3 separate regions of the Homo sapiens genome follow, and all the other regions are linked to region 1. The links are chromatin loops, found by intact Hi-C in ENCODE. Cell type or tissue: GM12878. All regions are shown on one strand. Links, peaks and the distances in the headings refer to the core of each region. The heading gives the core; the rest is flanking DNA. Region 1 overlaps LOC124902327 (a long non-coding RNA gene). Region 2 has its middle 300 kb from the start of IZUMO3. Region 3 has its middle 290 kb from the start of IZUMO3.

Region 1 (11,157 bases), core at 2,048-10,047:
TTCTAAAATAATTTTCAATATTGAAAAATATATTTTACCGATATTTTATTGATCTGTGATGCCATTGATTGAAAGACATACCATGGGATTATGTATGTTCTACTAAGAAAAACAAATGCTATCAACAAAACTATGACATAATGCCTTATAAAACAGTCCTGCATGATGCATGAATGAGTCACATCACCACTCATTGTCTTTCATCAATTCTAAGAAATTTAGCAATTTCTTTTGTTTTTAATTCCTCTGCATGGCAGGTGATAGGCAATCCCTTTTGTATGCATTTAATAACAAAACCTAACACAGCTTCATCTACTTCTGGGTATTTTTTTCTTAGGTTCTGTAAAACACATTGTTGTTTTGTGAGGAAATAAGGGGCTCTAGTCATCCCTAAAATGATGAATATTTGCCTCACTAAAAGGAAACACATTCCCCACTGCTCTATTTCTGTATATTTTTGTGTATATAATGACTTCTGCCTCAATGCCGAATCATGTTGCAATCTTTTAGAAGACACTTTAAATGGCAATTAAACTCAACACTTGTAGCACCAAGAATATTCAAAACTCAATGGAAGTGACGACAATGTGAATATTTATACTGAAAGCAATGTCATCCACATCAAAACTGCCACCTGGCCAGCAGTGATTATAATATGCCATTAAATCTAAGACTCTTCCTAATTTCAGAGGTATTAAAATGTGAAAAACTATACTTCTTAGAATCAATGAAATAAGTAAATATTAAATATGCTTTTTGATGGCCTCTCTTTTCTACATTTCAGATTCTGATCGGGTCCCAGCTCTTCTATTCTCGAAGCACCCCTGTCCCCTATACCTCTCATCCTGCAGAGAAATACTGCTGTACGCTGTGCCTCTTTCCAGCAAGAAAGGTTTCTTCATCTACTCTAGGCTGCATTTTAGCATTTACCCCAAGGCCTGTTACAAATGGACAGAAAATTAAATTTTTCTTTTTCCTCTTAGGAAGAGAAAACCTAACTATATTTCCAACTTATAACAGTGTATTTTCCACGTTTTCATTGTATCATGGTCATGTGTAGCCCTTTGCTGATAGACAGGGTGAGTGTAAAGGGATTTAATTTTCACTGCTTGATTGAACTCGTCACTAAACTTTTTAAACAACTTGATAGTTTGTATATAAGAATTATTTTCTGTAAGTTGTCTGTTTACTCTGTTGATAGTTTATTTTGCTGTGTAGAGGCTCTAAAGTTTAATTAGATCCCACTTAACAATTTTTGCTTTTTTTGTGATTGCATTTGATATCTTCATCATGAAATCTTTGCCCTTTCCTATGTCCAGAATCATCTTGTCTAGGTTGTCTTCCAGGATTTTTATAGATTTGTGTTTTACATATAAGTTTTTAAACCATCTTGAGTTGATTTTTGTTTATGGGGTAAGGAAGGGACCTAGCTTCAGTTTTCTGCATATGGCTAGCCAGTTATCCCAGCACCATTTATTATACAGGGAGTTTTCCCCATTGCTTGCTCTTGTTAGCTTTGTCAAAGATTAGGTGGTCATAGGTGTGCAGCCTTATTTATGAGCTCTGTATTCTGTTCCATTGGGTGGTCCATTTTTCTGTTTTTGTGCCAGTACCATGCTGTTTTGTTTACTGTAGCCCTATAGTATAGTTTGAAGTTGGGTAACATGATGCCTACAGCTTTGTACTCTTTGCTTAGTATTGCCTTGGCTATTCAGGTTCTTTATTGATTCAATAGGAATTTTAAAATAGTTTTTTTCTAGTTCTGTGAAGAATGTCATTGGTAGTTTGATAGGAATAGCATTGAATCTGTAAATTGCTTTGGGCAGTATGACCCTCTCAATGATATGAATTCTTCCTATCCATGGGCATGGGATGTTTTTTGAATTGTTTGTGTCTTCTCTGATTTCTTTGAAAAGTGTTTTGCAATTCTCATTGTAGAGATCTTTCACCTCCCTGGTTAGCTGTATTCCTAGGTATTTTATTCTTTTTTTTTGGCAAATGTGAATGAGATTGCTTTTCTAGTTTGGCTTTTGGCTTGGCTGTTGTTGGTGCATGGGAATGCTAGTACTTTTTGTACATTGATTCTGTATCCAAGTATTTGCAAACCATGCATCCGACAAAGATCTAATATCCAGCATCTATAATGAACTTAAACAAATTAACAAGAAAACAACAACTCCATTAAAAAGTGGGCAAAGGGCATGAACAGATACTTCAAAAGAAGACATATATGCAGTCAACAAGCATATGAAAGAAAGCTCAATATCACTGATCATTAGAGAACTGTAAATAAAAACCACAGTGAGAAAGCATCTCACACCTAGTCAGAATGGCCATTATTAAAAAGTCAAAAAATAACAAATGCTGGCGATATTGCAGAGGAAATGGAACACTTACACACTGTTGGTGTGAGTGTAATTTAGTTCAACAACTGCAGAAAGCAGTATGGCGATTCTTCAAAGAGTTAGAAGCAGAACTACCATTCTATCCAGCAATCCCATTACTGGACATATACCCAGAGCAATATAGATCATTTTACTGTAAAGACATACGTACGTGAATGCTCATTACGGCAGTAGTCACAATAGCAAAGACATAGCATCAACATAAATGCCCAACAATGACAGATTGGATAAAGCAAATGTGATACATGTACACCATGGAATACTATGCAGCCATGAAAAGAATGAGATCATGTCTTTTGCAGGAACATGGATGGAGCTGGAGCATGGATAATAACTGAGGAAAGGAAAACCAAAGACCACATGTTCTCACTTGCAAGTGGGAGCTAAATGATAAGAACGTACGAACACAAAGAAAGAAACAACAGACACTGGGGTCTACTTGAGGGTGGAGGGTGGGAGGAGGGAGAGGAGCACAAAAGGTAACTATTGGATATGGGCTTAATTCCTGGGTGATAAAATAATCTGTACAACAAATCCCCGTGACATGAGTTTACTGATGTAACAAACCTTCACATGTACTTCTGAACCTAAAATAAAAGTTACAAAAGAATTATTTTCTATTATTAAACATGTCCTTTGGAAACATTTTCATATATAACTTTGAATACTTTGTTGTGCCCTGAGGAAAGTATGCAGTAGCTGATTTTTGACTTTTATTGAAAATGTTTTTTGTTCTCCATTCTTCACAATTTTTCCATTGAAATGTAATGATAATACCTGCATCGTCTACCAATCCAAACAATATATAGTCAAAAGCGAAATTGATAGTCTCTCACTTTCTCTTTCTAATCCCATTTTCTAATGTAACTACTGTAAACTATGATTTCCTTTGCTGATAGAAACAAATGCCACACACACATGCGCACATATATACATATATACCCATTGAAGATTAAAAAACAAACAAACATGAGGACCTAACATGGAGCTGCTATTCTTCCCTAATGGTCTGTTGCGGACCTATTTTGAAGTCGATGCATAATGATCCACATTTTTAAATAGCTGCTTATTGTTTCATAGAATTAATATATCATGGTTTAGGAAACCATTTCCCTATATATGGATATCTAAGTCTATTCCAGCTGCAGTAACAAAATGTCATAAACTGGGTATCTTATAAATAACAGAAATTTATTTCTCACAGTTATGGGTCTGGGAGTTCCAAGATTAAGGTATCACCAGATTTGATGTCTGGTGAGGGCTTGTTCCTCATAGACAGTGTCTTCTTGCTGTATCCTCACATGGCAGAAAGGGCAGACAAACTCCTTTGGGCCTCTTTTGTAAGGGCACAAATCCCTTTCATTCTCTAAAGGCCTCATCTCTTGCTACTATTGCACTGAGGATTAGGATTCAACATATAAATTTTGAGGGAACACAAATATGCAGACTATAGCAGTGGATAGTCCAGTTATTTACAGATATTTTTATTATAAATCTTTTAGATATCTTTTTGGGTAAGACTGTTGACAGTATCAGACATTGCTGATTTTTCTTTTTTCTTTCCCCCTGATGGAATCCTAAAAATGAAGATACTCAGTGAGGGAGTGTGCGTACTATAAATTTTATATTGCTAGCTTTATTTTCCAAAATATTATAAAAATGTACATTCATCAATAATAAATGAGACTGCCTTTTTCTGTAGGTTTTCATTAGCACTGAATGTTCTCAGACTTTTACATGGTCACGTAATAGGCAAAAAAACATTGTGTTGTTTTAATTTGCAATTTTATGTTTACTGATCATGGTATATTTTCATTTTTTATTGATCATTTGCATTTCCTCTTTTGTAAACTGCCAGCTCTTATCTTTGACTCAGTTTAGACTGTCTTTTTCTAATTGGTGTGAAAGAACTCTTTATTAGAAATAATAAACAATGAGTGCTTACTCTTTAACCTGACTCTGACTCTCAGTACTTTATAAGAATGAATACGTTTAATTAATCCTCACAACAGCCTTATGAGGTAGATACAATTTTATAGGTAAGGAAACTAAGGCAGAGAAAGGTTAAATAATATGCCCAAGATCATACCGCTAGTAAGTGGCAGAGCTGGTGTTCAACCTGAGGCTGTCGGGATGTAAACTCATGTCCTAACCCCTGCGCTATGTTCCGATCAGCTGGAAGGGAAGATTTGGCGTGTGTACTGAGAACAAAGAGATATACCATCACTGGGTGCAGAGGAGCCATGGCAGGCATATTTCAGAGCATATTGGAAGACAAATATTTATGTCTAAAGTCTGATAAGAATGATACTTCTCTTAAGAAAAAATACAAAACTTACCATTTCGAAGTGAATTCTTGACACCGTAGATTGTTGTTGAAAGTGAACTGTGGGGGACGTTGGGAAAGCCGATGAGGCAGAAACTGAACAGTGAAAGCAAAGGAGCAGAGAGGAAAACCTTAGTTGCACGATGCATTGGAGGTCATAAATTCTTTAACGCAGGGAGACTGCAAAAATAATGTCACTACTACCTTCTTTGTTATTTGTAGTTTAAGTAAATTGTATGTAGTTTTCATTCCTTTAGCTACTCTGAATTAATCCCTTTGTGGTCTTTATAAAGTTCTCCGTTAAAGAAAACTGGCATCTGGGCCTTCCTTTTCCCCGAGGATTGCTACAGAACAGATAGATTTATAACTCTTATGATATTTATTTTAAAAACTTTGGATGTTCCAGAAGCACAACTTATATTTTTCTCAATACCTCTGTTTAGTTTCAATTTTGGAACCCTGAGTTTGCCTGATTGCAAAAATTAAAAATAAAATATCTTAGTCAACTTAAGATAAACTCAGGCGTCTGTTTTAAGCTCATTTAATTCTCTTAGTTATTCTTTCCTTTTTCCAATAATTTTCTAGGAGCTTTGGACCATGGGAGTTGGGAAGGTGATCTGGCTCAGGGCCATTTTTCTTACAAGTGAGTATCCACAAGATGATACAATCCTTTCTGGTCTTTGGACATGACCATACTTCTCATGGAATCTTATGGGGCATCTGTTTTGAATTGAATTGTCTTCCTCAAAAATATGTATTGAAGTTTATCAATTATATATTGACGATAAATATGAAAGTACCCCCCCATATCTCAGAATGTGACCTTATTTGGAAACAGGGTCTTTGCAGATGTAATTAGTTAAGATGAGGTCATACTGGAGCGTGATGGGCCTCTAGACAATAAGAACAGTATCTTCTTATAAGAAGACAATATATGAACGTACGAGAGGAGAAGGCCATGCTCTGAGAGAAGCAGAGGTTAGAGTTATGCATCTGTAAGCCCAGGAGTGCCAAGGATTGCTGGTGACATCAGAAGCCAAGAGAAAAGCATGGAACAGATTATCTCCCAGAGCCTTTGAAAGAACCTGGCCCTGCTGACATCTGGATTTTGGACTTAGAGCTCTCTTATGGGTGTGGGCACAGGGCAGGCTCTACACAAGTCCCACAGCCTCCAGAACAGTGAAATAATAAATTTCTGTTGTATTAAGCCATGAAGATTGTAGTACCTTGTTATAGCAGCCCTAGGAAACTAATACAGCATCCAAACTCAAGCCACTTCTAGAGTGTCCTCTTAGCCTAGAGTTCCAGGCATCCACTCCATTCTGGATCACTTGGGAAAATGGCCATTTCCAGTGTCCTGTCAAACTGCCCATCTGCTAGAGCACTTAAAAACTCTGCTTTACTCAGGGGCCAGGGTAGCTTGGATACTGCCTGTAGTGCTTGCCAGCTTCCAGGACAACAAGACAGAGACAAGGCTTCAGTACTTTCTGTTCTTCGATCCTGAAACCCTTCTGGGGGTCCTATACTCTTATGACTTAGAGCTCTCTTATGGGTGTGGGCACAGGGCAGTCTCTACACGAGTCCCATAGCAGTATGTTTTCCTGCTGCTCTTTTTGCTAAACCTTCCCCTTCTTTACCTATCACACCTCTCATATCCATATCCTCTCAAACTTGGGATTTTTGTGGGATTTTTATCTAGACTAGGTAAACAGAAAACAACTGCTTCCACAGCCTGGTCTATATGTATTTATCCCTGAATTTTTTATTTGGCATCTGGCAGGTATGAAAGTCTAGAATTTGCTATCTTTATTCTTGGGTTCCTTCATGACAAGAATGGGAGAGAGTCGCTGTGGAAAGGAATAGTACAGGAAAAACTCATTTACTAATATTTTACAAGAGAATTCTGACGAAAGTAGCCAAGGTGGATGCACAAGTCTTAGCTGAAAATTGAGGTCAAATTCTAAAGCTTAGAACAGATGCGGGTACCCAAACTGCATCTCTTACAGAATGTGACCCTTTAAGGAGTATACCTATCCATGTACAGTCATATTTAATGAAGTCGAAGGGTGGCAGTATATGCCAGTCATTGTGACTACCGCTTGATGCCTAAATATCAGTCTGTCAGTCTGCACATTAATATTGGCTAATGTTTTCATGAATTTGTTTTCTTGTCAGAAAATGTGAGTTTCTTCCTAGCGTTTTTGAGGGCTTTTGTGCATTTGTTAAGTTGTTCTGGAATCTTTCTGCTGTGACGTGGCTGTTTTTTGTTTTGTTTTGTTTTGTTTTGACTTGCCTATTCCTGATTATATTTTACCTTTGTATGATTGGGGAATCATGTAGGACCTGATATAAATAATCAAGTATTTTAATAGAGTGATACATTCTGAATAGAGCTGATCTTGACATAAAACTAAGTATTCTAATAATACGGCCGGGTGTGGTGGCTCACGCCTGTAATCCCAGCACTTTGGGAGGCTGAGGTGGGAGAATTGCTTGAGCTCAGGAATTTGAGACCAGTCTGGACAATGTAGCAAGACCCTGTCTGTACAAAAAAATTTTTTTTTAAACCCACTAAGTATTTTAATGATAGAGGAATTATTATATACCTGCTATATCCTTAACACAAAAGTGTGTGGTATGGACGGGGGTATGAGAAATTTGTAAGGCATGATATAAATCCACATGGAGCATTGCATCTACTAGAGTAGCAGGACACATACATCCATGACACACAAAACCACGAATACATACAAGTTACAGAATGCAGATTATTATATAATTAAACAGTATATAACATACTGCCTACTAAGCAGCACTCAGGGGTGAGGTAACAACTCGATCAGGATGAAATAAAACTGGCCTGGAATTACCTCCAGCTGAAGATGACTTGATTCTTGAATCTGGCCGGATTCTGTCTAGAGAGAGAATACTCCTGGGCCAGCTATGCACTGTTCTCCAAACTTGGAAAAGTGGCAATAAGTAGGAAAGAAATCCCATTTTAAGGGCACATGCACAACAGGAAGCCCTTTTTTTCTAGATAGACTCCTGGATGCAAATTCCCCAGGTTTATATTCACTTAGGCCTCAATCTCACTCAGGTTAATATATTATTTGAAGTGATTTTGCTAAGGATAGACACACAGGTCTTACTACATGCGGGCTAAATAGTTGAAGATGTCTCTATTTTCTGCTACCCTAGTGCTCTCTCTTTGTGCAGCCGCATTACTCAAACAAACAAAAGAAAATCTTCCCAGAACACTAGGAAGCCACACCTTTGGTATCAGTCTTGTATGGAAGGGTAGAAACATGTGGGCAACTTGAGACCTGAGGTCACCATCCAAACTCATCAAAGAAAATAGCACCAGTGCACAGTCAGTTATCTTTTAGAATGGTTTCTGCCAATCATTCTAATCTATTTTGTATTGCATTTTTAATTTTATTCATTGCTATATCACTTAATTCCCATATTTTATGTTGCCTTTGTGACTATTTTCTCTTGTGTGAAAGTACCTCTTAGTCATTCGCTTGTCGTAGTTGTTTGGATAGTTGCTTCAATTTTTTATTTCTATTTATTTATTTATTTTTGCTAATGGATTATCAGCATTTAATTATGATCTTTTTGCTTTTCTTGATTTTTCCCTCATTATGAAGTTCCTGGAGTGAGATTACTGAGTTAAAATGAAAGAAGTTGTGCTGTTTTCCAGAATGGCTGTAACAATTTACAATGCTGTTTGCCATGTATGAGTGTGTTAGTGTGGCAGATTCCATATTCTAATGATGGCCATAAGAATATCTTCATTCTACGTGATCTTTGCTTATGTGACCTTGACATTCCTCTCATCAAGCGGTGAGGCTCTCCCCACAACACTTGACTCTGGGTGGGCTTGTAACTTGCTTGTAACCAATAGAATGCAACCAAAGTGATGTGGCATGACTGATGAGGCTGAATAAGGAAAAGCAATGCAGCCTCCACCTTGTTTTCCAGAACATTCACGTTCGGTGCCATGAACTGCCATATAAGAAATTTGGGTGTCCTAAGACCACAATACCAGAATGCATGTACCAAGCCACATGGAAAGGCCACATATAATAAGCACCCTAAAAGTAGTTCTAGATTTCCAGTCTCCCAACTCAGGTGCCAGGGTTTGGAAGTCCTATTGACATCCCAGCATGAAAATTTACTTGGCAATTATGTATATGGACTTGCCTCTCAGGAAGAGGCTAAAGTGGAGGTCTGGATTTAAAGGTCATCAAGCAATGATGAAAATTGAAACTATGGGAGTGATTGTGATTGCCTAACGAGAGTGTATCAGTTAACCATTGCCACATCACAAGCCATCTCAAAACTTAGTGGTTTAAAACAACACTAATAAATATTTATTCATAATTCTGAAACCTGAGTTGGGCTCAGTGGGGTAGCTTGTCCCTGTTCCACATGGTATTGGCTGAGGTCGTTCATGCATTTGCAGTCAGTTGATGGCACAACTGGAGCCGGAGGATGCAATGTGGCCTTATCCACATGTCTGTCACCTGAGATAGGATTGTTGGAATGGATGGGAGCCGGTCAGATCTTTCTCTTCCCCATGGTCTCTCATCTTCCAGGGTCTGTCTCTATACATAGGCCTGTATCTTCAAGAAGGATACCCCAAACTTTCTTACATGGCATCTCTGGGTGGCAAAAAGGTGAAAGCAGATGTCTTAAAGCCCAGCTCAGAATTTGTATAGTGTCATTTCCCTTCATTCTATTGGTTCAAGCAAAAGGCCAGCCCAGTGAGTGTGGGAGGGGAATTGAATGTGAATTCAGTGATTCACTAAGGCTGTTATCTAACCATCAGTCAAAAAGGATATGGGAATGAGAATAATCTAATGCTTGGAAGAGCACGACATCTAAAGAGTGAGTGTAGAAAAAGAAGCCCATTGTGTGATATTCCCCTTCCTGTGTCCATGTGATCTCATTGTTCAATTCCCACCTATGAGTGAGAATATGCGGTGTTTGGTTTTTTGCTCTTGCGATAGTTTACTGAGAATGATGATTTCCAATTTCATCCATGTCCCTACAAAGGACATGAACTCATCATTTTTTATGGCTGCATAGTATTCCATGGTGTATATGTGCCACATTTTCTTAATCCAGTCTATCATTGTTGGACATTTGGGTTGGTTCCAAGTCTTTGCTATTGTGAATAATGCCGCAATAAACATACGTATGCATGTGTCTTTATAGCAGCAAGATTTATAGTCCTTTGGGTATATACCCAGTAATGGGATGGCTGGGTCAAATGGTATTTCTAGTTCTAGATCCCTGAGGAATCGCCACACTGACTTCCACAATGGTTGAACTAGTTTACAGTCCCGCCAACAGTGTAAAAGTGTTCCTATTTCTCCACATCCTCTCCAGCACCTGTTGTTTCCTGACTTTGTAATGATCGCCATTCTAACTGGTTTGAGATGGTATCTCATTGTGGTTTTGATTTGCATTTCTCTGATGGCCAGTGATGATGAGCATTTTTTCATGTGTTTTTCGGCTGCATAAATGTCTTCTTTTGAGAAGTGTCTGTTCACGTCCTTCGCCCACTTTTTGATGGGGTTGTTTGTTTTTTTCTTGTAAATTTGTTTGAGTTCATTGTAGATTCTGGATATTAGGCCTTTGTCAGATGAGTAGGTTGCGAAAATTTTCTCCCATTTTGTAGGTTGCCTGTTCACTCTGATGGTAGTTTCTTTTGCTGTGCAGAAGCTCTTTAGTTTTATTAGATCCCATTTGTCAATTTTGGCTTTTGTTGCCATTGCTTTTGGTGTTTTAGACATGAAGTCTTTGCCTATGCCTATGTCCTGAATGGTGATGCCTAGGTTTTCTTCTAGGGTTTTTATGGTTTTAGGTCTAACATGTAAGTCTTTAATCCATCTTGAATTGATTTTTGTATAAGGTGTAAGGAAGGGATCCAGTTTGAGCTTTCTACATATGGCTAGCCAGTTTTCCCAGCACCATTTATTAAATAGGGAATCCTTTCCCCATTGCTTGTTTTTCTCAGGTTTGTCAAAGATCAGATAGTTGTAGATATGCGGTGTTATTTCTGAGGGCTCTGTTCTGTTCCATTGAGCTATATCTCTGTTTTTGTACCAGTACCATGCTGTTTTGGTTACTGTAGCTTTGTAGTATAGTTTGAAGTCAGGTAGTGAGATGCCTCCAGCTTTGTTCTTTTGGCTTAGGATTGCCTTGGCGATGCGAGCTCTTTTTTGGTTCCATATGAACTTTAGACTGTGGTGGGGTGGGGGGAGGGGGGAGGGATAGCATTGGGAGATATACTTAATGCTAGATGACGAGTTAGTGGGTGCAGCGCACCAGCATGGCACATGTATACATATGTAACTAACCTGCACAATGTGCACATGTACCCTAAAACTTAAAGTATAATAAAAAAAAAATTAA
Region 2 (11,157 bases), core at 1,014-9,013, 160 kb after region 1:
TCTTTGGGCATTGTGTTTGGATGCAACTAGGAAAAATGAGTAGGTGGTTCTGATAATTCCTTCTAAATTTGAGCCTCTTCTTTGAATGAAGTCGTGGGGAGGATGTGGATAATGAAATTGCCAGGCCAGAATAGAGATCTTTTGTGTGCTTCTAATCTACGTGAAAGACAGCATTCATTCTTTATAAATCTTTTATTCCTGCTCAATACTTATTGAGTACCAGTATGTTCCAGGCATAGTTAGCAGTAGCATCCCTTCCTTCCTGGAGTCAAATTCTATTTGCGCATGTGTGTGTGCATGTGTATATGCACATGTGTGTTTTATGAAGTTAACAATTAAATTTAGAACATAGTTCCTATTAGGGATAAAAATAGTGAAACTATAGGAAGCAGATTAGGAGGATAAATGGGAGAAGGAATAGTATGGGCCTTAAATTTTGGCTTTTAGGAAAGGTTTGTTTAAGAAGACATTCGAGCAGACACCTGAGGTGAAGTAAGGGGTGAGACATATGGGCACTGGAAAAAAAGGTTCCAGACATGGGGAGCAGCAAGTGCGAAACCCCTGGGTTGAGAATGATTCTGGAATGCTGGATGAAAAGCAGGAGGCTTATGTGGCAGATGGAGTAAGTGAGGTGAGTGAAGAGATGAGTTCAGACAGGAGGCTAGCCTGTACCTATAAGTGGCTGCTCAGTAAAAATCATGATACTCTTCTGTTTTACAATTTCAGTGGCTTTTATTGCTCTTAGGATGAAGATGCAAAAGCTTGCATGGCCTGACCTCTACTTAATTCTCAAGCCTCATCAGGCATGCTGTACTCTCCCAAGTTCTCTGTTCCAGCCCCCACACTCTCCTGTGGCTTCTTTTGGTTCTTCTCTTTTACTATTCTTGTCACCGCAGGGCCTTTGTATGTGCCAGTCCCACTGCCTGGAGAACTCTTCACCTACACTCCCAACCTTTGCTCCTTTGCATCTCAGCTTCATTACCAGTTCCTTAGAGAAGGCTTCCATGGCCTTCCTATAATCTCTGTTAGGTGCACTCATGGTATCATGCACCCTTTCTTCATGAAACTTATCAACATTTCAGTGTTGCTTTTCTTTATGTGGTTATTTAATTAATGTCTTTTCCTGCTGCCAAATTATAAGAGGCACAAGGCTAGAAACCATGAGTATTTTTTCCACCACATTATCTCTAACACCTTGTATGGTATCTGTCACACAGTAGTTGCTCAGTACATATTTCAATAGTTGATTACAAAAAAATGAACTCCCTTTTTTTCCTGCTTTACTTTCACCTTTTATTTCTCTTTTCTTTTTTTTCTCTCTGCTCTCTTTCTTTCTTCCTCAATTCTTTCTTCTTTTATCTTACTTTCTGAAGACTCTTTTACCGCTGAATTTGAGATTCCATATGGAAGTGAACATTTCCTAATGACTAAAGGATGATGATAGAAAGGAGTTGGTGGCGTTTAATAGCATGCTGCCGTTCTATCTGAAATCAAAGATCCCCTTCATAAGAGAGCATGACTGTTACATCTTCCTTAAAATGAAAACCTACATCAAACACTGCAGCAGGGGTACTTTTCCATTTCATTTCTTTTGTTCTGCTTGTGGCTTTGCTGAATCCATCTATCATTAACATTTATAATTTAGCATTGTCTTCTGGCACAGTGTGATGCGATCTGTATTGCTGACAGATGTGTCTCAGTCTTGGTCTTAGGTCTTTCAGCTGTCTGGTTTCTGGGATTTTGCTTATCTAAGCATTTCATTTGTCACACTACCTGCCATTGTCAACACGTTTGTCTTTATCCTCAGTCATTAGTTTCTTATGCTCTGTCTTAATCCCATTACAGGGTTTGTTCTTGCTATTTTTATTTGTCACGGTATCTATTTTAGTAGCAGATGTAGTTGTCAGAACATCTCCTTTGCTCCTGTTATTGGTGTCACTTGTGCATTCAGTGTTAGACTTTGTCTTGTGTGCTATTCTGGGTCTTTCTATGTACACTTCTTTGTCCACTTCATTGTTTTAATCATATCAGATCTTTTTTTTTCTCCCAGGAATGCATAATTGTGGTTCATTTATTTCTTCTTGCCGATTCTGAATATGGTCGAGTTGCTTTGTCTCTGATGCAAGCATTTTCGGAAGGCCAGATCAATGGTGTAACAGAAGTGAATGCAAATTTATGAGTGTTTGGTCTCAACATGTGTGCACTCAGTCAGAGAACAGAGCAAGAGTGTGTGCTTTTGATTATGTGAGGATAGTATGTTCACTTATAGGCTTGATTTTTACTATGTGCTCTTCATATTTGTTTTAATATAGTCTACTGGATGAGAGGTTTATTTTTTTTTCTCAGTTTAGTGTATTTCTATTGTCAACAACATTTTGAAGTAGAATACACTTTATCTTTCCTACACTTGGGTGATGGATTAACAAAGAAAGCAAAAGAAGTTTATTCTAAAACAAACTGATTGCTTGAAAAAAAAGCTAATTAAGCAATGGTTTAACGAAAAAATAAATAAAAGATGAGGATAAACATGGAAGGGTACGGATAATAAAAAACAAATAGGACTTGGCTTGATAATGGTATACACAATATTAGCCTCAGAAGTAACCATTTAACATTTACAATTGATTCTCGCATAACCTAAAATAACAGAGTACACGAGGGAGCTTCAACTTACTAAAAGATAGAAGAAATTCTCTTGCTTGGGAATTGGAGATACTCTCTCAGAGGAACTAGCTATAGCTTTTCTAAGGTTTTGATCCAACTCATAATTGGTGGAAGAAAAGAGAATGTATAAAAATGTCTAACCCTAGGAATCCTGTAATTGCATAAAATATTTTATGTCCAATCAACTGATTTGGAACCGTATCATTCTAAGATTCATATTCTCCCTCTACCCTGTGATTTTAACAATTGCTTTTAAGTTGTTGAGTTTTAAATATTTGAACTGTTTTGTTAGTTTGATTCTTCTAAACTGAGGAAATCAGAATATTAGTCGCTTGGAAGAAAAGACTTAATTTTAATTATGGAGTCCCAGGAATCAAGGAATCCAAGAGACAGTAGACGCTTGAAACACTGGATTTAAACTGCCTGTGAAGCTCTTTTCACCATTAAAGTGTAGGAAAATAGACTTTTTAGGGGAAAGAGAGATGTTCATTGGAGTTTGGGTTTTTTGTGCCTAATGACAGCCAGCAATGCAAATTTGAAAGACGTCTGTAAGGCTCTTCAAATGAAAAGAAGAGCACTTCCATATTTATCCTGTGAATGAATAAAACACAAGATCAGTAGCTGTTTAGGCTGGAGAATATTTCATATATACATGTTAATGTCCATGCAAAAATCTGCTTGCATATACCTTATAGCATCTTCCCACTTTGTACCTCTGTGGTATTTGGTATATAGCTCTAAGGCTTTTCATGGCATCATGATTGTTTGAATATCTTCTGTCACCCTTGTTATGAGCTCCTTGGGTCGATTCACTATTTATTAAGCCAGTGCTTTGTGAATTCTTGTTTTTTAATATATAATTTTTAATAAATGGATGTCATTCTATAATCTATGCCAGATAATTAAGCAGTAAGGTTACATGCTGTACATCATTTTCCAACTTAAAGAATTTATAGCCTTAGAATAGGGCAGTGAAAAAAAGGTCCATGTTGAAACATTTTCAGGTAGGCATACAATCACTGTGTGTGTATGTAAAATACTTGAAAATGTGGGTAACTGTGATAAAAAAGCAGGTATCTACAAAATACTAAACATATGCTCCACATTGTATAAAACACTATATGATACATATGACATCTAATTTACTCATCATAAAAATCTAGTGCAGTAGGTATTTGTAGTACTTTTTTGGTGAGCTGCTGGCTCAAAGTAGTTTCCCCTTTTCTGGGAAAAAAACTTGCGAGATCTTGATGACTACATTTCTAAGTTGAACTTTAAATTTCTGGCCATAGCTTGTGGATCCATGGTTTGGATATGATCCAAGCAGAGATTAATCAGATTTAATCTTCCAAGATGTGGAAATTTGGGAAAGAGACAGAGAGACTGGGAATTTTTGGAGCTGAGTCATATTAATGACAGTCAATGGGAAGGTCACCTGTATTCATTCACTCAACAATATGTATTAAATGCCTTGTGTGTTCCAGGCACCAAGCAGGGCCTGGGAATTAAATGACAGTAAAAGTAGACATAATCTATGTTCTCAAGGAATTTATAGGTTACTAGAGGGGAAAACGGTAATAAAACACTCATAAAACTAAAACTATAAACTGATATAAATAAAAAAATGGAATGTAGTTCTATGATAATAAATAATAATAGAATCTAAAACAGGCAAAGATTGGGAAGTAGTAAAATTTACTTTTTTTCTACATTTATTGTTTAGAAAGCACATTACGTAAGTGGAAGTGATACACGTGGTTGAGAGAAGACATTTCAGGGAGAGGAAACAGCACGTCAGAAGCCCTAGAATGCAAGAGGGCAGCGTGGTGCAGTATTCCAGTGTGCCTAAATACTGAGAGCTGGGAAAGAGCAGAAAGTTAGTATGGAGAGTCTTGATTGCCTGGTTAAAAATTATTGTTCGTATTATAAGAATAATGACATTCAAGAGAAAGGTTTTCATCAGGGGCCTAATATGATCAGATTTGTGATCAGATTTAGTCCATGGGAAAGTTGATGCTAGTTTGCTATGGCAAGAGCAACAGAGTGGGAAAAGAAGTGAATGGGTTTGATAAATATTTAAAAAATAAATGTAATAGAATTTGATGATAAGATTTATCACCAGAAAGAGAGAGAGAGAGAGGTGTCAAGTATGAGATCAGGTATGATTTCCAGATATTTGACTTGAAAAGGTAGGGATAGATAAGTTCACCAAGTTAGATAACTTTAAGACTCAGAGTGAATTGATTGGTGTTGAACAATGTAGGATTTTATGTGCCCATTTGAGGCAGTTGTGATGGTCATGGATTTTGTTTCTAGCATATGTAAAGGATTACTTATGTTATTTTTGAAGTTTAAAGTTTGGTAACAGAGAACTTGCCTAGAAAAAGATGGTGGTAAGGATTTCTTAATTTTCTAGATCTTCTTGGGAAGAAATTCATGAATCGTGAAGGCACTCAAAGTGAGTCAGATCGCCATCTGGTGACTATTTACAGAAATAGCAGACACATGCTCCCTGGGTACATACTTATAACTAACATTTATTGAGAAATTATTAATGCCTGGAACCTGTGCTATACATTTATATGTAGCATCATATTTAATAACAGATTATAACATACTGAAATTTAAAGGGTGATATAAGGTAATACTATTATATATAAAGAAAGTATATAATTGAATGGTACATGAATAATTTAAATGAAAAAAGTATTGAGATGACAATGGGATGATGAACTGCACCTCCCCTCTCTCTGCTTCTGTCCCCCACTGACATATGTACATGCACATTCACATTAACTATTTTTTCAGGAGAAAATTTGGAATTAATTCTGCTATAGAATTTGGTCTCTTCCCTCCTAAAGAAAAAAGAGTCATTGATAGCTCTTGAGTTAGCTCTTTTTAATGTAAGCCAGGTTTAGAAAAAAGTCAACTTTTTTTGCACAATACATCCATTTATCTATTCAACAATTATAGACTGAGCACCTATTATGGTGAGGCTCTGTTCTACTGAAGATTCAACAGTAAAAAAAATGTATGAAAACTCCTATCATTATGAAGTTTCCCAGTGAGGGGAGACAGAAAATGACAAATAAAATGTATAATATGCCACATAGACTTAAGTGCTAAGGGAAAAAAAGCGCATAAAGGGGATAATTACAGATAGTAGAGGTATAGGAATGTTGATATTTTGAGTGGATATTAGATTCCATGTAACAAAAACTTCAAGGTGATAAAGAAACAGACCCTCTGGACATTTTGAGGTAGAGTGTCCACAAAGAAGAGACAGCAAGTGCAAAGGCCCCAAGGTTGGAATGTGCCTAGATTATTTAAGTAAAAGAGGCCTATGTGGCTGTGGTAGAGTTAGGGAGGGGCTGACTGAAAGGAGAGGAAGTTGAGGATACCAGGAGGAGAGTTCATATTTGGTCTTGGAGTTCACTTTAAGGGCTTTGATTTTTTTGCAAAATGAAATGAGATCCTGCTCAGCAGAAATTTACCCTTTTCTTGATATGAGAATCAGATTTTGTTCCTTGAAGAGAATTTCACATCTGTTTTAGAGAGATGGGCTTACTTCTCAGATTACCAACAAGAGACCTACTCTATCTTCTTGCTGGTGGAAAATTGGGAGTTGGAGTGTTCACCTTCTTGCCCACTGGCACCACCGCATTTCATCTCTTCCATCTCTATAGCCAGACACAGCTCATAAGGGGTTGAATTGTGAGCCTCATTGGAGTTTACCCTTAAAGAGGGATAGGATGTTGGACTAAGAGACTCAGAAGGTAAGGCTGCGTGTAGAGAAGAAAATGAAAAGGGCTGGGCATTGTGGCTCATACATGTAATCCCAGCACTTTGGGAGGCTGAGGTGAGTGGTTCACTTGAGGTCAGGAGTTTGAGACCAGCGTGGCAAATATGATGAAACTCTGTCTCTATTAAAAATAGAACAGTTAGCCAAGTGTGGTGGCACACACCTGTAGTCCCAGCTACTCGGGAGGCTGAGGCAGCAGTGAGCTGAGATTGTGCTACTGCACTCCATCCTGGGTGACAGAGCAAGACTCTGTCTCAAAAAAAAAAAAAAAAAAATTAAAGAGAAAAGGAAACAGAGTGCCTATAGAGGACACCTTTCTTTTCAAGATCTAAGTGTAAAAGCGCCCTCACTTGTGTGATTCAGGGGGTTATGTTAAATACTAAGCTTCCTCTCAGGATGGACTACAATTCTGAGCATTCAGCCAAGAAACTCATATCCAACCATGGTGGTCTTGTGTGTTTTATCTGGGAGAAACTGCCAAACAATGGGGCCCAGGAGGACTAACTATTCTCTTCAGTCCTCTTATAGATACTCGAGCAGAGATAGGACTGTTGTGGGTTGGCTTGTGCACCACCCCACAACCCCAAAATAAGTATTTTGAGGTCCTAGCCCCCGGAACACATGAATCTGACCTTACTTGCAAATGGGATGTTTGCACATGTAATAAAGATAAGGTCATAGTGGATTAGGGTGGGCCCTGAATCCAATAACTGATGTTTTTATAAGAAGTCCATATAAATACACAAAGACACAAAGACACCCAGAGGAGAACACCAAGTGAAGATGGAGAAAGATTTTAGTGATGCATCTACAAGCCAAGGACCACCCAGGATTGCTGGTGACTATCAGAAGCTAGGAGAGAGGCATGGAACGGATTTTCCCTTAGAACCTCTGAGAGGAATCAACCCTGCTGACAGTTTGATTCCAGACTTCTAGCCTCTATAATATGAGAGAATAAATTTCTTTTGTTTCAAGGTATTCAATTTGTGGTACTTTGCCATGACATCCCTAGGAAACTATTACAAAGACCAAAGGGGTTTTAAACCCACAATATGGATGTTTATCTGAGAGGTACAGAGAACTATGAACTGAAAAAATGGGATATAAAATCCTTAAGCATGAGAGAAAATGGAATTCCTGATTGTACTCCATGGGCTAAAAATCAACAACCTTTAAGGTAGAAAATGAAGCCTCAGTACATTAAAATGTTTAGATTGACGTTAGCCGAGAGTATTTCCTGTCTGATGTACTGCCAGATGTATCAGTATTTATAAACTGAAAGACAGAGGGCTGGATATGGTTCATAAATGCAGCTACTCTTGAAATAATACACAATACTATTGGGCCAGAAATTCTGCAACAATTGGCAGAAGCTTGGTGTTGGTCTGTCCACTCCTGAGTGTAGATCATATGCAATTTCCAGCTATCCTGGGTCCCCAGTGGATGCATATGCCCTTAGACTTGATTCACTCTCTTTTGCGTTACGAGACTCTTCTAGGTAAGTTTTGATAACCAGTAAACATGAATCTCATTTAATTTATTTTACTTTTTAAAACAACCCTGGAAGCAAGTATTATATTTTCTGTTATTTGTGAGGAAATTCAGAGGTCAAAAGACTGAGTAGCACAGCAGAGATGGCAGAAACTGAAAAGAAAGGGCAGAATTTTTAAGCATGGAGAGTACAAGGAAGGACATTCTGAGCAGAGGGGACAATGTTCAAGTAAAGTTACAGAGGAGAGAATTGACTGTCTTTGAGGAGGCCCCAGCTGTAGCAGACAGAATCTGTTGGGAACTGAATCTTGAACTAAAACGTGGAGGACTTTGAATACTATGTGAAGAATTTGGATTGAAATTGTGGGCAATGAGAAGCCAGAAGTCCATGTGGCACTTGTATGTATGTATGTTTGTATGTATTTGTGAATGTGCATTCAATTGTGTGATATGAAAGAGGGAAAAGAGTGGACTGACACAAAGATTAGAATTTCACTTTAAGGATTACTTTGGCAGCCATATATAGAATAGCTTGAGAAAAATACAATTTATGAGGCTTTCAAAGTGTGAGAAAAGAGGAGAGAATGATATTTTCTCAGAAATTGCTTACTGGAGCAGTTAGAGAGACAATCTACATGAATGACTGGTTTTATTTATGTGTGTGTGTGTGTGTGTGTGTGTAATATACACAGTAATGAAACAAACAGATTATTTTGTAAATTTGGTGGGCAAAAGCAGCTGAGTTGTCCAAGTGTAAAACTGGATTTTGAAAAAATTCCACCTGTAATGTATAGGTTTCCAATCTAGTCTATCTCTTTTAATTTTAATAAGTCAACTGCCAAGTGACTTCTCCAGACACTATTGCTTACCATTAGCTTTTGTTTGGCCTTGGTAGTAAAGCATTAACCAAAAATATGGAAACATATTTTGGGAAGAACTAGTCTCCCCTTAATGTGATCTCGGTGAGGTGGTGTGTTTATTAATGTGTTTTCATACTGCTATACAAAACTGCCCCAGACAGGGTAATCTGTAACGGAAAGAGGTTTAATTGACTCAGTTCAGCATGGCTTGGGAGGCCTCAGGAAACTTATACTCATGGTGAAAGGTGAAGGGGAAGCAAGGTACCTACTTCACGAGGTGGCAGGAAGGAGAAGTGCTGAGCAAAAGGGAAGAGCCCCTTATAAAACTATCAGATCTTGTGAGAATTCAATCACTATCACAAGAACAGCATTTGGGAAACCATCCCTATGATTCAATTATCTCCGCCTGGTCTCTCCCTTGACCCAGGAGAATTATGGGAATTAGAATTCAGAGGAGATTTGGGTGGGGAAACAAAGCCTAATCATATAAGTGTGTTAATTCAATGGGCAGTTACCTTCTACCAGTCCCACTAATTACTTTGACAAACAAAATATGGCAAGATGATTTTTGAGGTATATTCAAAACTAGTATTGTAGTTTTGCTTAGCATTCTGCTATAGAGTACTAGGAAAATAACAAGGAATTGAAATTATGTGTATTTTTTTATAAAAAATACATTTTTGTTTTATTTTATTTATATTTTCCCAGCTTTACTGAGGTATTGACAGCTAAATATTGTATTTGTTTAAGGTGCACAACATCATGTTTTGATATATGTAAACATTGTGAAGTGATTACCTCAATCAAGCTAATTAACATATCTATTACCTCACATGTTATCTTTTGTCTTTTTAATAATAGCCAATCTAACAGGTGTGAGGTGATATCTCATTGTGGTTTTAATTTGCATTTCCCTGATGGTTAATGATGTTGAGCAGCTTTTTATATACCTTTGCCATTTGTATGTCTTGTTTAGAAAAAGTCTATCGAGGTTCTTTTCCTATTTTTAAATATTATTTTCCAATTTGGATGCCCATTTTGTTGTTGTTGTTGACCAATTTCTCTGGCTAGGATTTCTAGTACTGTGTTGAATACAAGTGGTGAGAGTTGACCTCTTTGTCTTATTTCTGATTTTAGAGAAAAAAAATTCAATCCTTCACCACTGAGTACAGTTTTTAGTTATGTACCTGACATACAGAGTACTAATGATGTTAAGGTACATTCTTTCTACTGTTAACTTATTGGGAGTTTTTACTTTGAAAGGATGTTGTATTATGTCAAATTCTTTTTCATCCTCTGTTGAGATGGTCATATGTTTTTATCTTTCATTGTGTTAATGTGGTGTTTCACATTTATTGATTTACATATATTAAACCATCCTTGCATGATAAACATGGATGAAAAAATTCTGAAGGAAATACTAGCAAATGGAATTCAGTGGCACATTAAAAGTATTGTGCATCATAATCAAGTCAAATTTATCCCTTCATGTGATTTAATATTTTCTTTATGTATTTTAGGGTTTTGATATTAGATGCACATACATTTATACTTGCTATGTCCTCTCGATATATTAACCCCTTTATTATCATATAATCTTTTTTTGTCTCTTGCGGCAATTTTTTTACTTAAAGTGTGTATTGTCTGATATCAGAATAGCCACTCCTGCTCTTCTTCAGTTATCATTTGAATTGCATGTCTTTTTCCAACCCTTCATTTATATTCTATGTGTGTCCTTAAAGCTAAAGTGAATCTCTTCTAGGAAGCATATTTTTGGATCATATTTTTTAATGTATTCGACAACTCCATATTTGCTGATTGTAGAATTTAATCCACTTACTTTTAAAATAATTATTGGTAGGTAAGAAGTTACTCTTGCTGTTTTTAAAATTGTTTCATGACTGTTTTATAGTACTTTTTTTGCTTTTTTCCTCTCTTGCTGTTTAATTTTGTGATTTGACCATTTTTTTGTGGTGGTGTGCTTTGATTCGTTTCCCTTTATGTTGTGCATATTTTTATAGGTTTTTAACTTTTGGTTACCATGGGGTTTACATGGAACATTTAAAAAATTAGAACAATCAATTTTAAGCTGATATCTTAATTTTGCTTGCATATAAAAACTCTTCATTTTTGCTTTTTCCCCCTGCCCAATTTATGTCATTGATATCACAACTTACAACTTTTTATATTCTGGATCTATTAACAAATTATTATAGTTATAGTTACGTTTACTACTTTTGTCTTTCAACTTTTATAATATAGTTAAAATTAATTTATGCACCATTATTACAGTAGTAGAGTATTCTGTATTTGATTATATATGTACATTTTTGCGAGTTT
Region 3 (11,157 bases), core at 1,302-9,301, 740 kb after region 1:
CCCCAGACCAGATGGATTTAAAGCCAAATTCTCTGAGACATTCAAAGAAGACCTAGTAACAGTTCTACTGAAACTATTCCAAAAAAATCGAGTAGGGGAACTCCTCCCCAGTAGATTCTACTAAGCTATCATCACCTTGATACCAAGTCTGGGAGAGAGACAATGAAAAAAAGAAAACTATAACCAAATCTCCTTGATGAACATACACAAAAATATCTTCAACAAAATACTAGCAAACTGAATCCAACAGCACATCAAAAAATTAATTCACAATGATCAAGTAGGCTTCATGTGTAGGATGCAAGGTTGGTTCAACACACAAATTAATAAATGTGATTAACAACATAAACAGAATTAAAAACAAAAACCATGTGGTCATCTCAATAGATGCAGAATAAGCTTTTGTTAAAATGCAACATCCTTTCATGATAAAAACCTTCAAGAAACTAGACAGTTAAGGAATATACCTCAATGTAATGAGAGCCATCTATGACACATCCACAGCCAACATCATACTGAATGGGGAAAAACCAGAAGCATTCTCCTTGAGAACTGGAACACGACAAGGATGCTTATTCTCACCACTCTTACTCAACACAGTACTGGCAGTGCTAGCCAGAGCAATCAGGTAACAGAAAAACTAAAAAGGCATCCAAATAGAAAAGGAAGAGACAAACTATCTGCTTGTAGATGATCTGATTCTATATCTGGAAAACTTTGAAGACTCCACCAAAAGGCTCTTGGAACTGATAAGCTTCATTAAAGTTTCAGGATACAAAATCATTGTGCAAACAGCAGTAGCATTTCTACACTGATAACATTAAAACTAAGAGCCAAATCAAAATGCAATCCATTTACAATAGGAACACAAAATATAAAATACCTAGGAATACATCTAAGTACATCATGAACATGTATTTTTAGTGAGAGAGCTCTTATAATTGCTGGGAATGTATAATTTACTGGACGTCAGCCCAAGTCAAGATGCTTAAAATTGTACTTGTAGAGCTTCACTCAAACCAATGTGTCAAATAATGTATTGAATATTCATATAAAGAGAGACTATATTTATATTCTTAGATAGTTTGCTCTTCAATTTTTTACTTCATGCTTTCATATATATTACCCTAAAGTTTTTATCACAACAGATAAAGATTTTGTTGTCTGGAAAAAAGGAGGTGGAAGATCTCTACGAGGAGACATGCAAAACATTGCTGAAATAAATAATAAATAACACAAACAAATGGAAAAACATTCCATGCACATGAATAGGAAGAATCAATGTCTTTAAACTGGTTACACTGCCCAAAGTAGTCTACAGATTCAATACTATTGGTATCAAATGACCAATGTCGTTTTTCACAGAACTAGAAAAAAAAAACAAAACTATTCTAAAATTCATGTGGAACCAAAAAAGAGCCCAAAGAGCCAAAGCAATCTTAAGCAAAAAGAATAAAGCTGGAGGCATCACATTATTTGACTTCAAACTATCATATAAGGCCACAGTAAGCAAAACATGGCAGGGGGATAAAAACAGACACATAGACCAATAGAACAGAATAGCAAACCCAGAAATAAAGCCACTGATCTACAGCCATCTGATCTTCGACAAAGCCAACTAAAACAAGCAAAGGGGAAAAGACTTCCTCTTCAGTAGATGCTGGGATCGGGGCTTCCTGTAGGCAGAATGAAACTGAACTCCTACCTTTCCTGATATACAAAATTAACTCAAGATCGATTAGGACTAAGATTTGCTTAGAATTAAAGGTTTCTCTCCTTTCCCTTCCCCTCCCCTCCACTCCGCTCTGCTCCACTCTGCTCTTTCTTCTTTTCTTTTCTTTCGGCACAGTCTTCTGTCGCCCAGGCTGGAGTGCAGTGGCGCGATCTCAGCTTACTGCAACCTCCACCTCCCAGTTTCCAGTGATTCTCCCACCTCAGCCTCCTGACTATCTGGTATTACAGATGTGCACCATCACAGCCCGGCTAATTTTTGTATTTTTAGTAGAGACGGGGTTTCACCATATTGGTTAGGCTGGTCTCGAACTCCCGACCTCAGATGATCCGCCCGCCTCACTGGCTCAAAGTGCTGAGATTACAGGCGTGACACACCTCACCTGACTGGATTAAAGATTTAAATGTAAGACCTCAAATGATAAGACAACCTAGGAAACACAATTCAGGACACTTTGGGAAATAATTCATGACTAAGCCCTCAAAAGCAATTGCAACCAAAAGAAAATTGACAAGTGAAATGTAATTCAATTAAAGACCTTCTTCACAGCAAAAGAAACTATCAACAGAATAAACAGACAACTTACAGAATGGTGGAAAATATTCACAAGCTACACATCCAACAAAGATCTAATATCCAAACTCCGGGAGGAACTTAAACAGTTGAAGAAGCAAAAACCAAATAGTCCTATTTAAAAGTGGACAGAATACATGAATAGACATTTCTTAAAATAACACGTACATGTGGCCAAGAAACATGAAAAAATGTTCCACATCACTAATCATCAGATAAATGCAAATTAAAAACACATTGAGATACCATCTCACACCAGTGAGAATGGCTATTATCAAAAAGTCAAAAAACAGCAGATGCTGGAAAGGCTGCAGAGAAGAAGGAATGTTTATATACTGTTGGTGGGAATGTAAATTAGTTCAGCCACTGTGGAAGGCAGATTGGAGATTTAACAAATAACTTAAAACAGAACTACCTTTTAACCCAGCAATCCCATTACTGGGTATATATCCAAAAGAAAACACATTGTTCTACCAGAGAGACACTTGTAGTCACGTGTTCATCACAGCATCCCCATTATTCACAATAGCAAAGACATGGAGTCAACCTAGTTGCTTATCAACAGTTTACTAGATAAAGAAAACATGGTACATACACACCATGGAATAGTATGTAGACATAAAAAGAATGATATAGTGTCATTTGCAGCACTTTGGAGGCAGCTGGAGGTTGTTATCCTAACTGAATTAATGCAGAAACAGAAAACCAAATACTACATGTTCTCATTTATAAGTGGGAGCTAAACATTGGGCACTCAGGATCATAAATATAGCTTCAATAGAAACTGAGGACTATTAATGCAGGGAGAATGGGAGCAGGCTCAAGGGTTGAATAACAGTTGTTAACTATCTATATTATATATAATTATATATATATATATATATATATATATATATATATATATATAAAACTATGTTATCTGTTAACTATATTAACTATGTTAACAATTGTTAACTAATACTTAGTACCTGGAGGATGGGATCATACATCCCCAAAACCTCAGCATCACGGAATATATCCAGGTAACAATCCTGAACATGTAAACCCTGAATCTAAAATACAAGTTGAAAAAAAAAGTAAACATAGAAAAATAATTAAATTACATAAAGACCTTGAATTACTTATAGTTTCAGGATAAAGACTGTCAAACCTGTAGGAAGGTAGACACTTGTGAAATGGAACCAACAGTAACAGTTACAAATACCTAAAGCCATGTGCAAAGTGCAGGTAGAAGATAGCTTTCTAATTTTACAGAAATAGAAAGATGAAATCTATTGCATTACATGTATAGTTGGTAGCAATGACTGTTCCAAGAAACCACCCATTTTCTCTTTGGTTGAGAGTTTATTATGTTTATGATTAGCATTCTTAGTAGTAGAATTAGTGATAAAATACAACAGGTACTGTAGATTGAAAATGTATTGGATTACTCTGCATTGCTACTGTTTTATTACTATATTCTCCAATATTGTATTATACTTCCTCAATAGACTACAAGCTTTTGCAGTACATGTGGACCATCTTTATATTGTAGGTGTCTCATACAGAATCTGACACCTAATATATATTAAATATTTCTTTGCTGATCTTTGTAATAAATGAATAAATGTTTAATTTGGCTCTTGAGAACTCTTGTTTTGAAAGAAAAAAAGACCATAAAACAAAATAAATTGATATAAATAAATGATAATAGGCTGAAGAAAATCTCCCACCATGGTGATGTTTTACTTACAATCATTGTCAATTAAATATGAAAAATAATCACAGAAACAAATCATTATTAAGGAATTTTGTTAAAATGAAAATTAGATTACGTTGATCTACTGTTATAACCTCTCCAATAGTTTCCCAATTCCCTGACAGGGATAAAAGTGTTTCCTTTCTTTACAATGCCTACCAAAGCATCACCTTATACAGCATTCTCCCTTTCCTCGATATCTCTTAGTCTGCTTCAGTCACAGTTTTCACTATACTTTCTCCTTGATGTCAGGCATCTTTTAGGCTCAGGGCCTTTTCTTTTACCTCTTCCTAAAATATTCTTTCCCGAGAAAATTGCAGGGCTAGCTTCTTTACTCCTTGCAGCTTCTTTCCTTATCAGTGAGATCTTCCTTAACTAACCTATGTAAAATTGCAAGTGACCTATCCTATATACCACAAACATGCGTATTTTTCATAGTACATAAAACATAATACTTCATAATGCTCATTACCCTCTAAAGTACCATATTTATTATTTATTCTCTGTATTCCTCTATCCAAATGTATTTTTCTTTCTTTTCTTTTCTTTTTTTTTTTTTTTTTTTGGCAGAGTTTCACTCTTGTTGTCCAGGCTGGAGTGCAGTGGCGCAATCTCGGCTCACCACAACCTCCGCCTCCCGGGTTCAAGCGATTCTCCTGCCTCAGCCTCCCAAGTGCCTGGGATTACAGGCAGGCACCACCACTCCCAGCTAATTTTTGTATTTTTAGTACAGACGGGGTTTCTCCATGTTGGTCAGACTAGTCTCGAACTCCCGACTTCAGATGATCCGCCCGTCTCGGCCTCCCAAAGTGTTGAGATTACAGGCGTGAGCCACCGTGCCTGGCCCCAAATGTCTTTTTCAAAATGGTGAGAATATTTGTTTTGTTTGTATATCCACTGGTCCTAGAACAGTGTATGGCATGTAGAACATTGACATTAGATGGCACTTGAATAAACAAATAACCAAGTCAATATTAGCTTTTGTATATCTAGAAGTGAATATTTTAGTCTTAGGGATTTTGCCATTTACCAGGCCATAGTTTGATTTTGAATGGTGAAGAAAATTTTCTTGGCATGTTTTTCTCTATAAAATGTTTTCATTCATGTCCTTGTTATGAAGTTTTACCATGGATGCCTGCACACTTTATCTCTTTGGGTTTGTTGAATGACAGAAGGTTTAGACAATTGATGTTAGCTCCATAAAACAAAATTATGTTCACAGGAATAATAACAGTAAAGGTTAATTCTCAGATCATTTCTCATTTTAGTTAAGTCTAACTACTCTTCTACCAAAATAGTAGGGAATGCGCTAGTTGTTTCACTTCATTCCTTACCTTTAATCTTCTAACTCAGGGGTGAATTACTCATAGTCTGTGACCCTGATTTGTTCTGCCTTACTTATTTCTTTACTTATAGTCAATGAGCTAAGAATGATTTTTACTTTTTAAAAAGATTATATTTGCAGTGGTTATACAAGTACCTATATAATTTTATTTATTTATTTATTTATTTTTATTTTTGCCTCTTAACCCACGAAGCTTAAATTCCTTACTATGTTGCATTTTACAAAAAGTGTTTCAATTTCTCTCTTAGTTTTTCGTGTTAAGGAATGATCTACAATTTATTAATATGGCAATAATATGAGTAGCTTCCTATTAAATTGTAAACCCACTATGTGCTTAAGCACTGTGGTACTTTTTATATATGATTTCAAGTCCTTACAACACTTGTGCAAGTAAAATATTTTAAATCATAGTTTTACGTATGAGTGAATAAAAGGTTATAGTAATAAATAACTGCGCCAAAGTCATTTTAGCAATTTCCTCAGAAGATTAATAATCAACTCTTTTAAGATGGAAAAACCCTAGTTTACCCAACCCGAGTTTAACTGTTCTCAACCTTGTGTCAAATAACAAGAAACACAGCAACTGCGACAAGTCTAAGATATGGTTAATTAAGGGGAAAAAAATGAACACCCATTGAATAAACTATCACCTCCTTAGAATTTATAATTTCCTGGTAGATAGTCCACTGCCTTAGTTTTCAGGACTGTCTTATATTTTCTGCTCTGCTCTAATAATATATGAATGAAGATGGAGTTTGTCAGCTGGTGGCCAGTAAAATAAAAAAGTTTTGTCAATATTCAAAACTCCACCTGGTGGCTGATCGTGGCTTTGTGCTTTCCACATGTTTCTGCAACTGGGGATGCACCCTGACGTTTGAATGGTAGACCATAAGAAGAAGCTGTGCTTACTAAAACAAAATAAAATATTCCCAAGGTAAAGCCAACAGAAGCTGAATGTCACAACATTAATATTCAGCAACACATCTATCATCTAAATAATATTTTATAAAGATTGTATTGAATATTTTAGATATTTATGATTTTGAAAGGTACTACTTTGAGAGAATTGTCTGCTTATTTGTTTTAGGAATAAAGACCAATTGTAAGTAGTTCTCAGGTGCAAATTAACACTGGATTTTTTTCTTAGAAAAGTATTCCCATAAAATGTTTTATTTGAACTATGTGAAATCAGTGAGAAAGCTACCCACACCACGTAACATTTTGTGACACATAAAATTAACCTTTAAACAAGTTAGTGCTTCATCATCATCACAAATGAGTTAATTTTTTCCATGTGTAAATTTTAAAAAAGGCAATAATATTCTTTTTTGCAAAACCTTACACACATCTATACCTACACACATCTATCTATCAATCATCTATCTATCATCTACATCTTTCTATAATTTGCAGATAACATATTTTTTCTAGTTTTAGATAACCATTAAGATAAATCCATTTCCAGGAATGTTCCAGTTTTTAGTGTATTGTGTTGGCAATTAATGTTGATTTTCCTGATTAAATTATTTGCTATTATTTGGAATTTGCTGAGATGAATAGATAGGGAGTCAGCTCGGAACATAACATTACATATGAGTCACTGCCTAATGATAGACAGTGGTACTCTAACATACAATCTAGAACAAAGTGTAGTATCTTTGGAAAACAACTGGAGACATTTGAATGTAAGGGATATTGGTAAGATGGCAGTTCCAAATAATTATAGGCAATTTCTGTAGTGTTTCCAAAATTGCATAATGCAGAACGATGAAAATATGTTTTTTATTTATCTTGCCATTCCATGTTTCATTTACACAAAGATTACAGAGGGAATCTGTCAGCCTATATATTCCTAATGAGTAGAATTCTTTCTATATCCTTTAAGCGCTACTTAGCTATTAAGTTAGTTTGAGAGTAAATATTAGTTTGATTATATTGATTTAATAAAGTTAAATGAATTACATTAATATTGAAATAATAAGTAAACTAATAAGTGAAAATGGCAATGTTTCAGAGTCTCCCTGGAAGAGACTGTAGAAAGCTAGAACATCTGTGATAGAAAGAAACACAAAGATAAGAAAATAGTTACCAAATCCCATTGAATATCTTTGTAACTGAATGTCAAACAACTATCAGCTTCATACTGTATTGGACAGGTACCCTTATCTAAAATGTAGGTCTAAGAGTACTTAAACTTAGAATTGGCAGTTGCATATTTATTCATTTTTATGATAAAATAAAGTTAAAGATACAGACACACAATTGTAGGAATACTTAGAGTATTGATATGCATTTGAGTTGGTGCATATCATGCCAAGGTGAATTACAGGACATTTGTATCACCACCTAAAATTGTCACCTGAATTCAGTAGACTATAATGTTTTCCCTTCTTAAGTAAAACCTGTGTTTTTAAAGTTTATCTTTGAAACCTGAAAATAAAAATGTTATATATGAAGCTTAGATCTTTAAAGTATCTCAGAAACTCCTTTTTCCTGTAAAATTATTTTGAATTCTAATGAACATTAGGATTCTTTGTTTCTGAGGCTAGTATGTTTTGCTCAGGATCTTGAGAAATACAGCTGAATTCATCTAGCAAAATTAGTACCTTTAGTTATACAAAGTTCAGCAAAAGGAAAACAACTAACTTGCTATAGCCACACCCTATGCTCTGAAATTTGAAGTGTTTTGCAAAACTACACAATCCCAGTGAAATCCTGGAAGTCACTTTAACCTTCTTTAAGGCTAAAGAATATTTGTAGTAGTGAATTCCATACTTTTTTTCCTTAAGCCTATTGCAAGCTAACAGCAAGGGCACTTTGCACGTTAGACTTTGGGAGGTATAGTGAGGGGAAGAAGGACACTGTTTTCCTGTAGTAAATAACATTGAGACTTTGGTAAATATATGACTTCAGCAATCTGCCAAACTGTTTAAGCACATTGGAATAGATACCAAGGCCTTGATTTTGCTTCTTTTTTAAATGCCTCGTTGAAAAGAAGGAGAAAAATTACTCTATATTCCCAATAGAAATAGGGACCTACAGCTGGCAGAAACCGTAGAGAACATCTCATGTATGCATTGAGAATTAGCTACTTATTGTAAAATGAGAAAATTGAGAACCAAAGACTCAGAGAGGATGACAAGCTATTTTACAATAGAGCACAAACTAGCAACTGAATAATTTAACTCCCACTCATTTGTTTCTGTGTCAGTCACTCTGGCAGTAGGTTGTGATGCATGGGATATTTGGGTAGTGTATGGAATGCCTCTCTTTCATGTTCTTAGATCCAAGATTATTTGTGGAAAGGTGGTTTCTTTTGTTTCACTGGCATGCAGTGGAAAAGAGCAATTTACCTGAAAAATAAGGGATTTCCCCCCATTGTCAACAAATAAAATTTATATATTATCATGTCTACATATATTATTGACATGCATGCATTATTTAGATATTAAATGCTGTAAAACTGAAAAACACTAAGTTTTTTCAATGTTACTAATATGGGGGAACAGTTAGGTAGATAACATAAAACAACAACAACAATAAACATGCAATACATTTTAAGGTTTGGATAGCTCAAAAATGTACCTTCCCTGTTATGTGTTACGTGCTAATAACATTAACTTCACATTATTTAAGCTACATATAAACTGATGAATACAGAGACATCCTGGAAGGGTATTCTGGGCCACTAAGAAGTTATTCTGCAATTTAATATGTGGTACCACAGTCCACTGAGTGTGTAGGCCACCCAGAGATAATGTAGAGCTTACTGCTTATTAAAGTATATTACCATTTACTTTGACCCTTGACAAACTCTATTCTTCAAGGATTTTCCTCTGTCTTTTTTTTTTTTTCCCTCTTGACAGGTAATGATTTCAAAAGATCTATTAGTTACTATACGCATAATGAAAGTGCAAAGTTTCCTGTCAGGTACAATAGGCTGCATTTTTTATTTGAGGTCTCAAAGTTATACTATGTCATAGGCGCCTGGAAGGTCAGTGAGGACTGTGCCTATTTCCTATTTCATTTCTCTAGCAGATGTGAGCAAAGTTACTTGGTTAATACCTGATAGTTTTCTTTGTATTCCTCTTTATCTTGAAGGTCAGTTTCTTCTATAAGCAGGAGGTCAATGATGTTCTCTATTCTAATGATTTCCTTCCTATTCATTATTATGCACTTTGTAAGCTTGCAGTAATATAGAATAATAAAAAGTGGCCCATTAGGTTTTTTCTTATGTAAAGACATTGTATTAAAGACAAATTCTTAAAGGGTAACAACTTTAAAACATCAGCCGTAATTCTATCACTATTTTTATTTTTGTATATCCTCTTACACATGTATAATATTTTTAATATAATCACAATCATAGTATAGATACCATGTTATATATTTCTTTTTGCTATTAAAATTTCACCCTTAATAATTATGAATAGTGGTCATAATTACTATTTTAATGGCTACAGGTAATGTTACTAATTTGATACATCAGGCTACAATGTGTCTTCAAAGATTAGACTTTTTTTACTATTGCTTATAATAATGAAACCATATTTTTATGCATACAGTTTGAAATTCTATTGAATTATTTTCTTGAGGTAAAAGCGTACAATCAGAATGACTTAGAATAAGAATGTATGATTATAAGACATTTTCTATAAGTTTTCATAATAATTTCCAAAGGTCTGTACAAAATTATAATGTCACTAGCTCTGAAAAAAGATGACCATTTCGTAAGAACCATTTTTATTCATTATGACCATTTATATTTTGTTAAAACTTTTTGTGCTGTTTATTTCAGGGTGGTTTTATTAACGATTCTTTGATAAAATACAAGAAAGAATATTGTCATACAATTTACTCTCTTTTATTTCTTTTCATATAAATTCCTTCATAATCTTGGCTATACTTCTATTGGAATCTGCATTTTTGGGATAAATGTTTGAACTATTGCATTCATTATAATACTTAGCATCATTCAATTTTAATTTCATAAAACAAAAGTTGAAAAGTTTCCACGTTTAAATTTGTAAGGTATGTGTTTTGTGGTTTATTCTGTTATTTCAAAGCTAAAATATTTATTATTTCTCCACATAGCTAATATTTCTTATATTTTAAGAGTATTTTTAAGCATATCTAACAAATGTTTGATTTTATATGGAGTTCATCATGGTGCATGGTGTTATGGCATAGAATTTACCTTGACAATTTCTCTCTTATTATTGAGAAATCATCTCAGATAATAGCTATGTAAGTAATGCTTTTGAACTTATGGTTTTGGAATTCTCATTATGTGTTAACCAAAACTTATCTTGGAAATTGAGTATTTGGAGGTATCTTCATCAGGTAAAAGGTAAAGAACCAAAGCAGATAAATTGGTTGTTTCTTATAATTTTTTTATTTGAGATCTATTACAAGGTATGTTCAGGAGAAGGCCATACACCCTTTAAGCAATGGTACACTGTTTAGGGGGAAGAGTTTAGTAAACATCTAATTTCATCGTAAGTTGTATTTTCATCTATATCCTTGTTCAATTTCTATTCATTATGAGTTTTACAAATTAATACTTGGATAAAATCTTCCTTTAAGTTTTTTTTTTTCTGAAAATTTCCTCTTCTGTGGCTGTTAGTTTTGGCTTCGTGATTTTTATGGAGCTAATTGGCACATTTAGGCTTATCATCTAAGCTTTTTAAAAAAAATCTGCTTTTCATAAGTAATATTATAGGTATTTTACTTCGTTTAGCATAAATTAGTGCTAAATCTATTTAATTT

What was found. Peaks named below come from ENCODE experiments on the same cell type or tissue, not always from the same donor. Only the 100,000 strongest peaks of a DNase experiment are listed, where the experiment ranks them.
Region 2: it touches region 1 in a loop (5-fold over the local background); 2 of 110 quality-filtered maps call a loop at or near these places.
Region 3: it touches region 1 in a loop (29-fold over the local background); 2 of 110 quality-filtered maps call a loop at or near these places.

What each region holds. Positions count from the first base shown.
Region 1 is chr9:24,083,941-24,095,097 of GRCh38, forward strand. All of the region lies in intron 1 of LOC124902327 (a long non-coding RNA gene), which reads left to right. Among named protein-coding and RNA genes, the nearest start is that of ELAVL2, 260 kb to the left of the region's middle. In GM12878, for the core only: a CTCF peak has its summit at 6,801; no DNase peak of the experiment used is centred there.
Region 2 is chr9:24,241,047-24,252,203 of GRCh38, forward strand. No RefSeq gene overlaps it. Among named protein-coding and RNA genes, the nearest start is that of IZUMO3, 300 kb to the right of the region's middle. In GM12878, for the core only: a CTCF peak has its summit at 5,138 (motif pointing left); no DNase peak of the experiment used is centred there.
Region 3 is chr9:24,826,319-24,837,475 of GRCh38, forward strand. No RefSeq gene overlaps it. Among named protein-coding and RNA genes, the nearest start is that of IZUMO3, 290 kb to the left of the region's middle. In GM12878, for the core only: a CTCF peak has its summit at 6,218 (motif pointing left); no DNase peak of the experiment used is centred there.